Regions from separate parts of the Mus musculus genome. Here region 2 is linked to region 1. A link is a contact called in ENCODE Hi-C or POLR2A ChIA-PET data. All regions are on one chromosome and are shown on one strand. The core of a region is the stretch at or near the end of the contact, and the rest is flanking DNA. Distances in the headings are between cores, read along the strand shown. Region 1 holds the start of Marchf10 (membrane associated ring-CH-type finger 10). Region 2 overlaps Marchf10 (membrane associated ring-CH-type finger 10).

Region 1 (6,522 bases), core at 1,119-3,618:
CTGAATATTAATCAGGCAGAGGACATCGGGATTCATAAGGAAACTATGTTAACGGCTACGAAGGATACAGCCCACAGTCCAGCTGGATGAAACATTGTAGGTACACAGTTAACACAGCAAAGCCAGCTACTCTATCCTGGCCTCAGGGTGGAATAATTTAAAGAAGGTTCTTGGTCAGAAGGCATGAAATAACCTGGCCTGAAGAGGCAGGAAACAGTACCACTGAAAGATTTGCTAAGTCTTCCTGACTTCACAATCATCTGCAAAAGAAAGAACTTTAACATTGCCCACGAGAGACTCTCCCCCACCCACCACAAGCTCCCCATTACACTGCATGTCACGTAAAATAACAGTTGAAACACCACCGTGCCACATGTAGTTTCTTATTTAACTATATCAATACTCTATGAAACTAAACAATCTGTCCCCTTGGTGTCTGAGACAGTAGAGTATCTCAGACTAGGAAAATAGTCTCCAGAGGAACTTTTTAGGCTGCACTACAAGTTTGAAAAACTGACCAGAATGAATGAGAAATAGAAATAACTACATAGGAATAAATCCAGAGGAAATCATGCTTAATACTCAAGAGTGCCTTTTTGTGGACCTTCTCAACCAGATGGCCATTTGAAGCCAAGGATTTTGTTTTGTTTTGTTTTGTTTTTCAGATAGAGGCAGGTGCTAGAGTGCTTGCGAAGGGGGGGGGGGGAACGTGGGCCAGGCACAATTCCGAGATCGCAACCGGTGCTGTCTTCTAGTCTCACCTTTGAATTGCTTCTCGTTCTGAAAATCACGCATGATCATGTGTATGTTTGTTGCAAGCTTCTGGTGACAAAGCACTGGATCAAGTTTGTGTTTTAGAAATTGGTGTGCGATGCCATGCTAAGGAGAGGGAAAGGGCCAGGGATGAGGAGGTGTGTGAGGTGGGGAGAGGAAGCGAGTGATTCTGCCAAGGCCTCAAAATTCCACGCATCTGTGAAATTTCAATGAGGAATATTCTAAGAACTCTGTGACATTTGAATTCCTCTCTAGCATAAATTTCCAGGGAATTCAGACTGAGACACCCTGACTAAGGAGAGCAGGAATAAGGACAGACTACATTCCTTTCCAGTCTCTAAAAGTATCACACATGTGTGCATACATGCACATGTGCATGCCTGTGTACATGCTGTCTCCTTTTTCTGTGACTACATTTGTCAAAAAAAAAAAAAAAACAAAAAACAAAAGATAAAAACCACACCTGACCTGAAAGAAGTGCTTTTAAAATAAGCTGTCTTACCGTTTTCTTGCAATGCTCGCTCTGTGAAATATCATTAAAACTATACTGTCTTGATTTTGGCAAATAAGCAAAATGTAAATTTAACCTCTCTATACTGAAGCTTCATTTGAGGCAAGATATAAGTAGCTGTGTTACTACCTGACAATCAGGTCTATAAATTCCTCCATGTCTATGATTGGCTGCTTAGAAGAAGAGTTTCAGAAGACTTTAATCTTTTCCACAATGAATTCATTTGTAATGTCAAGGATTACAGGATTTGTTTCAATTTTAGTTTGGAAAAAAATCTTAGTTTTTTTTAATATCATTTTTTAAACTTGTGCTGAATATAAGTTTAGTGACTTAGGCTCGGTTTATACTTTTCAGAGGCTGAGGGCTTGAGGCAGGGTGGTGTCAAGAAAGGGTGACTGTTCCAATTTAACGTAGGAAATAATGGTTGTGTAAAAGGGGTGTATGAGAGACCTAGCTAACACACACAGACTATTAAGCCCAGAGCAGAGACTGTGTAATTGGAAAAATGAAAAGAACATCACAAGTTTGACAAGCGATTGGGTTCTACCATTAATAATACCATCGTTTCCACATTCAAAAGCTGTTTCCTGGATTGTAGACCAATGTAGCTGTGCGGCAGTTGGGGGTGATGGAACTACCAGTGTACAAAAACCAACTAGACTCCAGTTAAATCTGTTCCTTTGAGGTAGAAACAAACTGGAGCTACTGTTAGCCCGAAGAAGAGAGGGGCGCTAAGAGGTCTGATTTCCCTTCAGAATCTTTTAAGTTTTAAAGGTATAGTTGATCCTCAGTTCTGGGAAGGCTGGGGCAGGCGCCCGTTACCTTGGGGATCAGCACTTTCACCCCTCACAAGGGGCTAAAGGGGCCGCGGGGCGGAGCGGGTGGGCGAAGAGCCGCCCATCAATCGTGCGTGGGGCCGGTCCTGGGCTCCTCTTCCTCCCCCACACCTCACTGTCTTCCCTCCTTCTAGAGGGCCCTCTTCCTTCTCCTCCCGGGAGGCAGCTGTCCGCCGCGGCCTCCGGCCTTTCTTGGGGTGGAGACGGTGGGGGCGGCTGCCTGGCGTCCTCCCGTTTCCTTGGCAACCGTGCCTCCCTCCTCGCGCGGAGCCTGTGCCGCTAGTCGCGAGGGAACGTGGATCGTGGGGGTGGGGCAGGGCTACGGCCCCGGGGGTCCTGAGTCCACACGTGGGCGGCTCTGCCGGTTGCCGTGGGAACGAGAAGGGATGCAGTTGAGAAAGGAAAGCAGTGATGGCGGCTGGCTTGGAAGAGATGCTCTAGGAATAGGCACTCTGATTTTGTCTGTGTTCACGCCCAGACTCAGTGTTGTTTCTTATAAGATGAAGATTAGAAAATGGGAGAGGAAAAAAAATTAAATAAAACAGTAAAGGGAATAAATGAAAAGAAGAAAAGATACTGCACTCTTTGAAATGGTTGTTATACAGGGATCTCAGGCAGAATGTTCCGATCCAACCTCAGAGCAGAAATAAACAATTAAGGGAGGCACCCGATCAGCTTCAGAACGGAGCCCGAAAGCTAGCCTCTTAGTTAACAGTAGTCATTACGGGCTTCTCCAGGAGAGAGGAGCTTGGAGGTTTAGACCAGTGCCCACCAGGTTCTTGGTTTACATCACTGTTTCTAGGCTGCGTTTATTTTTCACTGAGGGGCTAATAGGCAGCCTTGAGTCTTCTATTTCTTTTGCATATTTAGGTACTTAGTACCTTGCTGACTGATGTCACCTAAGGGCATTTTAGATTGGGCGGAGAGCAAAGAAGATGGACAATAGAAATTGTTGGAACTTTCACCAGTGTCCCAGAGTCTCCACATGTCTGGGGTCCAGGAGACTTCTATGCAGCCCCTGTAAGCCCACATTCAGGTGGTGGCTTTGTGTTTGCAGTATGACACCCTTTCTATTCTTATCACTACCACCCCTAATTTAGGACTCAGTGGTCTCTAAACTGGATTGATGTTTGAACCTTGCAAGGACGCTCTGAGCCCCTGTCAGTCGTACCCCAGGTCCACCTCTCCCTGTGCCACGTAAACAGCCTAGGTCCCATGTCTTAATCACCAACAAGCCACTCTCAGACTCCAGCACTGCCTAAGAAGTGAGCCCCAGACTCTGGACTGTGACTGTCCCTATTTGTTCCCCAGGACTTGCTTTCTTGGTTTTGTCCTTGAGTCATTTCTTGCCAGTTGCGGCTCTAGGACATGCCAAACCCTCCTTCTCACCTTCACGCCAACTTCTAAGACGTATCTTGAGCAACACAGAGTCTAGACAAAATATGCCTTGGGGAAGTCTTTGTTTTGGGCTCTTTCTCATCTGACCTTCATTGCTCTCCCTTTCCAAACCATTTTCTATTTTTAGTATGTTTAAAGATTTTTATTACATCTTATTTTTATTGGATGTGTGAGAGGGCAAACATGCCCCAGTGCAGGGAAGGGGAGGTCAGTTTGCTGAAGTCTGTTCTCTCCTACCGTGTGGCTCCCAGTGACCAAACCCGGCTTGTCGGGCTTGGTGGCAGGTACTTTTTACCTGCAACACCATGTTCTAGTCTTGTTCTCAGCCGGCTAACAAAGATTCTCTATTAAATCGTTGACTGGTAAAGACATACCATGGAACCTCTTTCCATGGTCTTTGCTGTTCAAAGGACTATAATTAAGGACCCCCAAGTTTGAGACACTTTCTGGGATGTAGCTCAGTGCCTGTCTGGCATGAAGCTCTGGGTTTGATCCTTAGAGTGGATGTGATGGCAGATGCCTGAAATCCCAGTTCTTAGAGGAAGTGAGGGCCTTCTAGGGAAACCTCCTCACTCTGTCAGAGACTCTGTGTGGGGGGAGGGGGGTTGTGGGGATTGCAGTAAAATGAGAAGCGGGAAGCTTTTTCTTAGAGACCAAGGACCTAACTCAGAGATGATAGTAGTAGTGGTAATTAGTGATAATTATTATTACTGATTAACAGAGGAGGACATTGAGGACTAAGAGAGATAGTTGAATAGAGATGACACAGCCAAGGACTCCTGACAAGGAATGGATCCAGAGCCCGGGAGAAGACTCCCATTCCCAGCAGATTAATGTTGCCCACTAAGTAAGAAAAAAGACACTACCATACTGGCATATATTAGATATGGATTTTTAATTTTCTGTTTTAAGAGCTAGAGGAAAAAAAAAAGTACATTTCACCCCCAAAAGGCTGTTGTGAGGTTTAAATGAGAGAAGACAAACATTAATTGGTAGTTTCATTTTCCAAGGCACATTTTACTGCTAAAACACAAAGTACAAAGCTTGGAGAAGTTACCTGTCTCAGCATGAAACATTCCTATACTTAAAAAAAAAAAAGATTTATTATATTATTATATGTAAGTACACTGTAGCTGTCTTCAGACACTCCAGAAGAGGGCGTCAGATCTCATTACGGATGGTTGTGAGCCACCATGTGGTTGTGGGATTTGAACTCAGGACCTTCGGACTCGGAAGAGCAGTCAGTACTCTTACCCGCTGAGCCATCTCTCCAGCCCCTTTGCTTTGTTTTTGTTGTTGTTATTTTGTGGGGTCTCTAGGGGGTCGGGTCATGACTGCATTACCCAGGCTGACCTCAGATTCTTGGTCCTCCTACCTTCGCCTCCCCAGTGCTGGGGTTACAGGTTACAGGTGCCAACACACCTGGAAGAAAGCATCATGCCCTTGAGAGAAAGAGGCAGTGGCAAAGATCAGCTCCTAAAGAAGCTACAAAGCAATTCAGACAGTCAGCTTTTCAGGAGTAAACTTAACCCTGACATGTAAATTACAAAGCAGGTCAGCTCCTGTACTAAAAAGCAAGTGTGGCCAAAGAGAAAAGTGGAAGCCTGAGAGAAGAAACAGTTTCCATGGAAGGAAGCATCCTAAGTGCCATTACTTTTTGCCCCTGGTAAATGAGGAGAGGAAAGGGGCTTAAATAGTCATGGGTTCTAATCACCGAGGTGACCTGCATTTGCAAATAAGCCACAAGAAATCCTTTACTTGAATCTAAGAATTCTGTAAAGGGCAACCGGAAGTGTAACGATTCAGGTGAAGCCTGTGGAGGTTTCAAAACAACAACGAAATAAAGTATTTAATCCAGAGCAAACTGTCAGGAGGCTCTTCTAAGACTGCCATGCCATGTTCATGGGGACTTGGCACAGGTACGCAATGGTGTTGAAATAGCCAATCCTAACACACACACACACACACACACACACACACACAGAGAGAGAGAGAGAGAGAGAGAGAGAGAGAGACAGAGAGAGAGACAGAGGCAAACAGGGGAGGGGAGGGGGAGAGAGGAAGGCAGGGAGGGAGGGGGACAGACTACTAACTAATTAAGGTCCTTGTAAGCGTACAATCAGGAGCTTCTACAGGCCACAGAGCTTTGTGCCAAGTGGCCTCCCTCGAAATGCTTAGACAGGGTCATTTTGCCTTGAGTCTTCCATGACTAATGAGTTCCTGTTTTCATCAGCTGAGGTCATTGTGTTGCCTTCACTCATGCCTGGCACGAACCATGCTTGTTGTTTGTTAAAATCATTCCACCCTGGGTGTGGTGGTGCATCTTGTAATCCCAGCACTCCGGAGGTGGAAGTAGGAAGATTGTGAGACTCACGGCCAGCCTGGGCTACATGAGCACTGTCTCAAAAAAACAAACCAAAAGGATCCGAGAGAGATGGCTCAGTGGTCAAGAGCATTTGCTGCTCTTCCAGAAGACCCCAGTTCAGTTCTGGTTTCTCATGTCAGGCAGCTCACAACTCCCTCTATCTCTGGCTCCGGGAATCTGACACCATCTTCTGCCTATGAGGACATCCATAAACGTGTGACATGCATACACACAGATAATAGATAAATAAAATTAAATTACAATTACAAAACTAAACAAGGAAAGGAGCCCTTTCCTGAGGAGGGAAAGTGAGAAGGCATGTCGGCCTTCAGAATAACTTGGGAATACGGCTGATCAATTTTCTAAAAACTAAAATACTTTTTATTGTTTTGTGTATGATGGAGAGCATGTGCCGTGGTGCATGTGTGGATATTATTTTGTGTATGATGGAGAGCATGTGCCGTGGTGCATGTGTGGATATTATTTTGTGTATGATGGAGAGCATGTGCCGTGGTGCATGTGTGGAGCCTAGAGGACAACTTGGAGGAGTTGGTTCTCGTCCTCCATCCTGTGGGTCCCAGGGATCAAACTTTGGTCATCAGATGTGGTGGCTTAGCCAACTAAACCATCTTACCAGC
Region 2 (6,522 bases), core at 1,996-4,495, 36 kb before region 1:
GCTGGGATTAAAGACATGAGACATGTGCCACCACCACTGATCATCCACCTATTTCTAAATAGGATCTAAGACTATCAAAAAGATGGAATTCAGAGAAGACATTTATTTATTGGTTGGGGTAGCACATATTTGTAATCCCAATACTAGGAAAGTAGAGGCAGGAGGATTGAGGTTACATAATAAGACCCTATTTTAAAAACTTCAAAAACAAAACTCCAAAAATAGATTCAAACGGTGGATCAAGCAAAGTGCTCTCTGATGCTGTAGAGGGGTGGTCCCTGGGGCGGGGCTGGCCAGAAGCGGTGGTCTCCGAGGCAGGACTGACTGACAAAGGAGACCAGGGGAATGTCTTTGGGTGTCTTAAACTCAATCCGGGCTGGGTGACACAGATCTATGAATTTGTCAGAACTCACTCATCAAATCTTACTCTAAATTGTATAATTCAATGTAAATAGCTTTTAATCTCTATAAAAATTAAAAGAAAACAACAAAATCCCGACGTAAACTAAAAACTCAAGCAGTCAGCTCTAGCGATACGTTCAAGTGTTTAGGTGTACAGCTCTCTGACAATCGGAGCTAGTAAGTAAGAGCACAGAGACACTCAGGATGGTCCAGGGGCGTGGGTGGCAGCGGACCAGCCTTCCTAAAGCTGTGCCCCTCCAATATAATTCCTTCAGTTCATATCGTGGGAACTCCCAACGATAAAGTTATTTTCATTGCTACTTCATAACTGTAATCTTGCTATTGTTATGAATCATACTGTAAGTATCTGTGTTTCCCGATGCTCTAGTTGACTCCTGTGAAAGGGCCGTTTGATTCCCAAAGGGGTCTCAACCACAGGTTGAGAACCGACGTACTAGGTGTCTACTCCCTTTTCCAGTTGCTGGGGTAAAACACCCTGCCAAAAGCAACTTAAGGGAGAAAGGGCTTATTTGGCAAACCTAGTGCTGGAGGCTGGAAGAGGGTGTCGGGTCCCACGAAATTGGATTCACAGATGGTTGTGAGCCTTCTTAAGGAGTAGCAATAGATTGTTGTGATCAAACCACAATCAAAGGGCCGAGAGCAGCATTCTCAACCTGTGGGTCACAACCCCAAAGGGGTTGCATATCATATTTACATTACAATTCGTACCAGTAGCAAGATTACAGTTATGAAGTAGCAATGAAATAACTTTATGGAACTTGAGGAACTGCAGTAAAGGGTCACAGCCCTAGGAAGGTTGAGAACCAATGGCCTAGGGGTGGGGTTTAAGAGGGTTTACCTTGCAAATTTAAGGAACCTGAGTTCTGTCCCCAGAACCTAAGCAAAGTTGCTGGATGTGGTGTGTTTGTAATCCCAACTAGGGGGGAGGGGAGACAGGAGAGTCCCTTGGTGTTCGGGCCAGCCAGGCTAGGCTAACTGGTGAGCTCCAGGCCAAAGAGAAACCAGATTCAAAAGATGGGGTGACACCCGAGGTTGTCCTCTGGCCTCCATGTGCACGTATGTTAAAAGTCATTATTAATTAAATTATAAAATTTCAGGGGTCACAAATGGGAGAGGGGACATGTGGCAGACGAGAGAAGAAGGGAGAAAGGTTCTCCTGTAGTCAGGGGAGAAGCAGTCAGAGTTTGGCTGAGGGGCTGGTGGACTGTGTGGCAAGACAGAGAAACCTCAAAGGCTGAGGTGAGGCCAGTGTGGACCAGGGCCGGGGCGACAGACACCCTCGGGTTCCACAGGACATGTTAGTTTCAAACAAAGTTTGGCTCCTATTTTAAAAGCCACAGAAGTGGCTTCAGCAGGCAGGCATACAGATGGGATTCGCTTGTCAACAACACTCTACCATATTACGATATGGAAAATGGGTTTTGGAGGCAGGTAAGAGAGGAGGGCTGGTTGGGAGGCCACTGAAGGAGCTCTGTGGTGACACCAGCTATGCAGATGGATCAAAGTTACATCGGCCCAGTGTAGCAGCTCAGGCCTGTAATCGCAGCACTCAGGAGGCTGAGGCAGGAGAATGAGGAGTTCGAGGATAGCTTGGGCCACAGAAACCAAACCACTACCAATAACAACAAAATTATACCAGGGAAGTAAGATGTGTAGGACTGACCCTGAACTCAACATGGGGGGAGGGAGATGCGGGGGTGGGGGTGGGGGGGGGAGTAGACTGTCAGATTTTAATGATATACACACTGAAGGAAGAATAAAGGGCCAAGCTGGGGGCTTAAGCTGGGGACTTTAGCGGGGGAGAGGGGGAGGCTGTGATCAGCTTGAGGTGTCTTTTTCAGATACCCAGGTAGAGGGAGTGAGAGGCAGTAGAGTTTTAAATCTGGAAATCGAAAGTGGGGTTTGAGCTGGAAGTGTAGATTTGGGAGTCTCTGGTAGTTAACCCCTCAACGCTGGCAGTTACAATGTTAAAGATAACTTTAAGAAAGCACACAGAGAGAAGGCAGCTTGGTGAGGCATGAGCTTGGATGGTGACAAGTGACATCTTTACAATCACACTCTACCCAGCTCCACCTGCAAGCTAAGCTGCAGGCGCCCAGCCACTGTAGTATGAGCAGGACCTGAGATTTCTGTCACCCGTGAAAGTCACAGATATTTTCACATCTCAGTACATTTTTTGCGGATGTCTCAAAATACCCTCTTCGCCCATCGCTTGTTAACTAACGTGTTAATAAGGAAGCACATACATTACAGAATCACAATTTTCTAAAAATATTTTGATGACTATTTCCATAAAAGTGGTTTCCTTTGAAAGCCCGTGTCTTATTTTTTGCCTGAAAACAATTCTAAGGAAATGAGTCTAAAGAGTTCACCGTGAGGCTCAGGAGATTTGTGGCTCAGAGGCTAAGAACGACCCTGCCCCCAACCCCAGGTAGAGAGTAAGATTAGAGCCACACCCTGAGGACCCCAGGATTCAGGAACAGTGTGGAGGAAGATGAGAAGAGGAGAGAAAGATAAAGTGCCTGCCGAGATGGGGAGGAAGTCAGGGCAAGAGTGGCTCTAAGGCCGCCGTCCCCCAGGGGGTGGTACTGGTGTGTGTGTGTGTGTGTGTGTGTGTGTGTGTGTGTGTGTGTGTGTGAGTGTGGCCAGCACCACACAAAGCTGCTCTGTGGGGAGATGTGGAAGTCACTTGACAAAGAGCATTTCTGGAGAACGACATGTGTGTGGAAACCAGATTGGAGTGGGCTGAGGAGAGAGGAGGAGGTGGGGAAATGGAGTCAGGCAGTGTAAATAATTCTTTGGGGAACTTGGGGTGTGAAGGAGAAGTTAGTGGAGGGGAGCGGGGGAAGGAAGGCTGTTCTGTCTCTTTTTAGATCATGACTACATGCTGATGGGAAAGCCCTCTGCAGGGTTGGCTGACGCAAGCAGCAGGGAAGGGCTGGACACGAGTGGGGGGATCCTAAGCACAGAGGGAGAGTTGGAAGTGGGTGAAAATAAGGAGTGAGGAGGAAGAGGAGATGGATTGGAAGCCTGGGAGAAAGGTTCTAGGTAAAGGAGCTGAGCAGCCTTGAGAACTACCTGGAGATTGCTGGCCCTGAGCCCATGCAAAGTCGCTGACATTTTCTTTAGCGGTAATGAATGAGATCCTTTGGGGTGACAATAACATGCAGGATGTGCCTCTGTGTGTGTGTGTGTGTGTGTGTGTGTGTGTGTGTGTAAAGGAAGAGGACACTTGAGACGCCTTGAGAACTGTGAGGCCAGGGTGTGGCTTGGTTATCTAAATGGATGCTGAAGTCATTAGATAATGTGTCTGGAGATCAGGAAGGGGACAGCAGAGAACCAATTGCCTGTCAGAGCCTCACTGAATAAGGGAGAGTAATCAGGAGACCAGCAGGAATGGCAAGAGGAGAAGAAGATGGAATCCAGCTGCACAAGCCAACGAAATGCAGGAACTGTGCTCTGGGAGCAGCAGCGTAGAGTCCTTCTCTTTCCTGGTCCTGAGGGCAGGAGTTAAAGTCATACAAACAGCACCCCTTGCAGGGGCAGTGTCGGGTAAGAGGCCATCTTCCTAACACCGAGATGGAGAAAGAACCTCTTGAGAAAAGACTCATGTACATTTCCTGTAACCTGACAGCCAGGTTGCTCACCACTTCTGCTTCCAACTCCCACGGCAGGATCTGAGTTCAAATCTAAAATTATCATTTTCTGTGAAGCTTTCCCTTGCTTTTGTTCCATCCATCCATCCATCCATCCATCCATCCATCCATCCATCCATCTTTCCATCCATCCATCCATCCATCCATCCATCCATCCATCCATCCATCCATCCATCTTTCCATCCATCCATCCATCCACCCATCTAGCCAATCATTTATGGTCCCACTATGTAACTTAGGTTGACCCACTGGGTACCAGGTTTACAGGTGTATGCCACCTGTACTGGCTAGTTTTGTGTCAACTTGACACAGCTGGAGTTACCACAGAGAAAGGCACTTCAGTTGAGGAAATGTCTCCATGAGATCCAGCTGTAAGGCATTTTCTCAATTAATGATCAAGGGGGAAAGGCCCCTTGTGGGTGGAACCATCTCTGGACTGGCAGTCTTGGGTTCTATAAGAGAGCAGGCTGAGCAAGCCAGGGGAAGCAAGCTAGTAAGGAACATCCCTCCATGGCTTCTGCATCAGCTCCTGCTTTCTGACCTGCTTAAGTTCCAGGCCTGACTTCCTTTGGTGATGAACAGCAGCATGGAAGTGTAAGCCGAATAAACCCTTTCCTCCCCAACTTGCTTCTTGGTCATGGTGTTTGTGCAGGTATAGAGACCTTGACTAAGACACCACCATAGCCAGCTCCCCTAGACTTTATGTTAGGTTGGACAGGTACTGTGTTGGGCTAGAGCTTTTTGTGGTGTCTTCGTTTAATCACACTGTAGGACTTGAGGGAGGGACATGGTTTATTCATTACTCTGCACTCCTAGCACCTAACACATTGTGCTTTCCAGATATGATTTATAATTTCTGCATTTTAGTTTATTATTTTAAAATTTAAATTTGTTTTATTCTTAATTGACAAACAATTATATTTTAATTTTTTTAATGAATGAAACATTATGAAAACAAAATAAAAGGCTATTTTAGGATGAAATGCTGTGTGTTATAAAATCTACTTAATGTGGCCACCCATCTGAATACTCATCTCTTGCGACTGAAAAAATTTAAGATTCCGATATCTGAATTTTAATTGGTTTCTAACAAGTTTTTGTTGTTTCAGGAATTAATTGGAACCATTTTTAAAAAGCAGATAATTTTAATAAAATGAAGTACAGTGAGATACATAGTATTAAAAACAGGGGGAAGGAAAGACGTTTTATCATAATGTTCTCTGCAGTTTCTGAGCTGCAAAGTCCAATTAACTCAGGGAACTGTTTGGGTCAGAGGCCGCCAGTTCATGGTACCAACAATTTCTCTCACTGGGATCACTATTGGTGTGTGTGTCAAGCTGGCTGCACAGCAGGATCAGCCTCATAGAAGAGCAAGGCTGACTTGCTTATCTTCTGAGAGATGCAGGACAGCTCTGCGGAAGCATCCCAACCCAAACTGACAGCTGCCCCATTTTAATGTCAGGCCCTATTTTTAAATCACCTGGTGGGACTGCGACAAAATGCACAAATGAAGGATGAACGGCACCCTGCCAGCTCTTCCAACCGTACAGTTACTCCTTCTTCACTTCCATGCGGCTGCCGCAGAGGACCCCCAGCCCCCAGGTTTGCATGCAGAAGGGGAGAGTCTCTCACCTAAGCACAGAAGGCCCATCCAATTCTGCCTGGTCAGTTTCCTGAAAGGACCAGCCAACTCCATGACTCCTGAGGAGCCCTTTGGAGGCTGTTCTGGGGTTTCTCCGCCCTCCAAGCTCCATCCCCTGCTGGTTTTGTGTCTGTGTGCTGGCCTGCCTGTGGCAAAGGGGAGTTAGGAAGTGTTGTGAATGAGCCTTTGCAGGCGGTAGGTACACCAGAAAAAGGACTGAATCCTGGCACAGCCTTGCTTTGGTCACTAATTTCAAGCCAGTCCACTGGGCACTCTCCTGTCCAAGTAACTGAGGGTCCACATTCTGGCTGCTGTAAGCAGCATGGCTCTGACATTAGGGTTTGGTTATTCCTAACATATTAGCCGTTAAATGAACCCTCGGCTCCTACTGCACGATGGACACCGGAAATGGAACCATAAACTGTCTCCTGTTTCTCTGTCTGAGGGAAAGAGGCCTTATCCCAAGGTGAGCCTGAGCCCAGAGGGTGCTCTGAGAACACACAAGAGGAAGAACTGTTCCTGGACCTCCAGGAGACCGGGGAATTCTCCCCAGAACTGGTGCCCTAGACAGTCCATGCAGAGACGTCTGTATGGGTCAGGCCAATAAGCATCTAGGTGTTTGAACATGATCCCAGGGACAGTGGGGAAAGTAGTGAGGGGCTTTAAACAATGGCTGTCATTCAATTTGCTTCTAGAAGCATCTCTCTTGTGGTAGCCTTTTAGACTGACTGGCAAGGGTAAAGAAGCAAGATGGCTAGAGAATCCATTACTACAACAATCCAGACAGACAGACAGACAGAC

The links. Hi-C counts contacts between places; a loop is a spot of excess contacts on that map. ChIA-PET counts read pairs that join two places held with the same protein, here RNA polymerase II (POLR2A).
Region 2: a loop to region 1 is called in a map of left cerebral cortex, with 6 times the contacts of the local background. The contact joins the enhancer-like site here to the promoter of Marchf10 in region 1. A Hi-C loop is called at or near these places in 1 of 37 maps with a recorded cell type or tissue (left cerebral cortex). POLR2A ChIA-PET finds 5 or more read pairs at or near these places in 1 of 5 experiments (Patski).

The regions. Positions count from the first base shown.
Region 1 is chr11:105,454,367-105,460,888 of GRCm38, forward strand. It overlaps Marchf10 (membrane associated ring-CH-type finger 10), which reads right to left and starts at 2,369. Exons shown (of 12, transcript NM_172568.2): 1 at 2,108-2,369. All of the region lies in intron 1 of Gm39417 (a long non-coding RNA gene), which reads left to right.
Region 2 is chr11:105,417,631-105,424,152 of GRCm38, forward strand. All of the region lies in intron 4 of Marchf10 (membrane associated ring-CH-type finger 10), which reads right to left. Among named protein-coding and RNA genes, the nearest start is that of Gm39417, 29 kb to the right of the region's middle. Within about 2 kb of position 3,246, at least 2 of the 3 ENCODE cell types and tissues checked have a DNase peak (open chromatin) inside an H3K27ac peak, as active enhancers do; they include left cerebral cortex, where a contact is called at or near this core.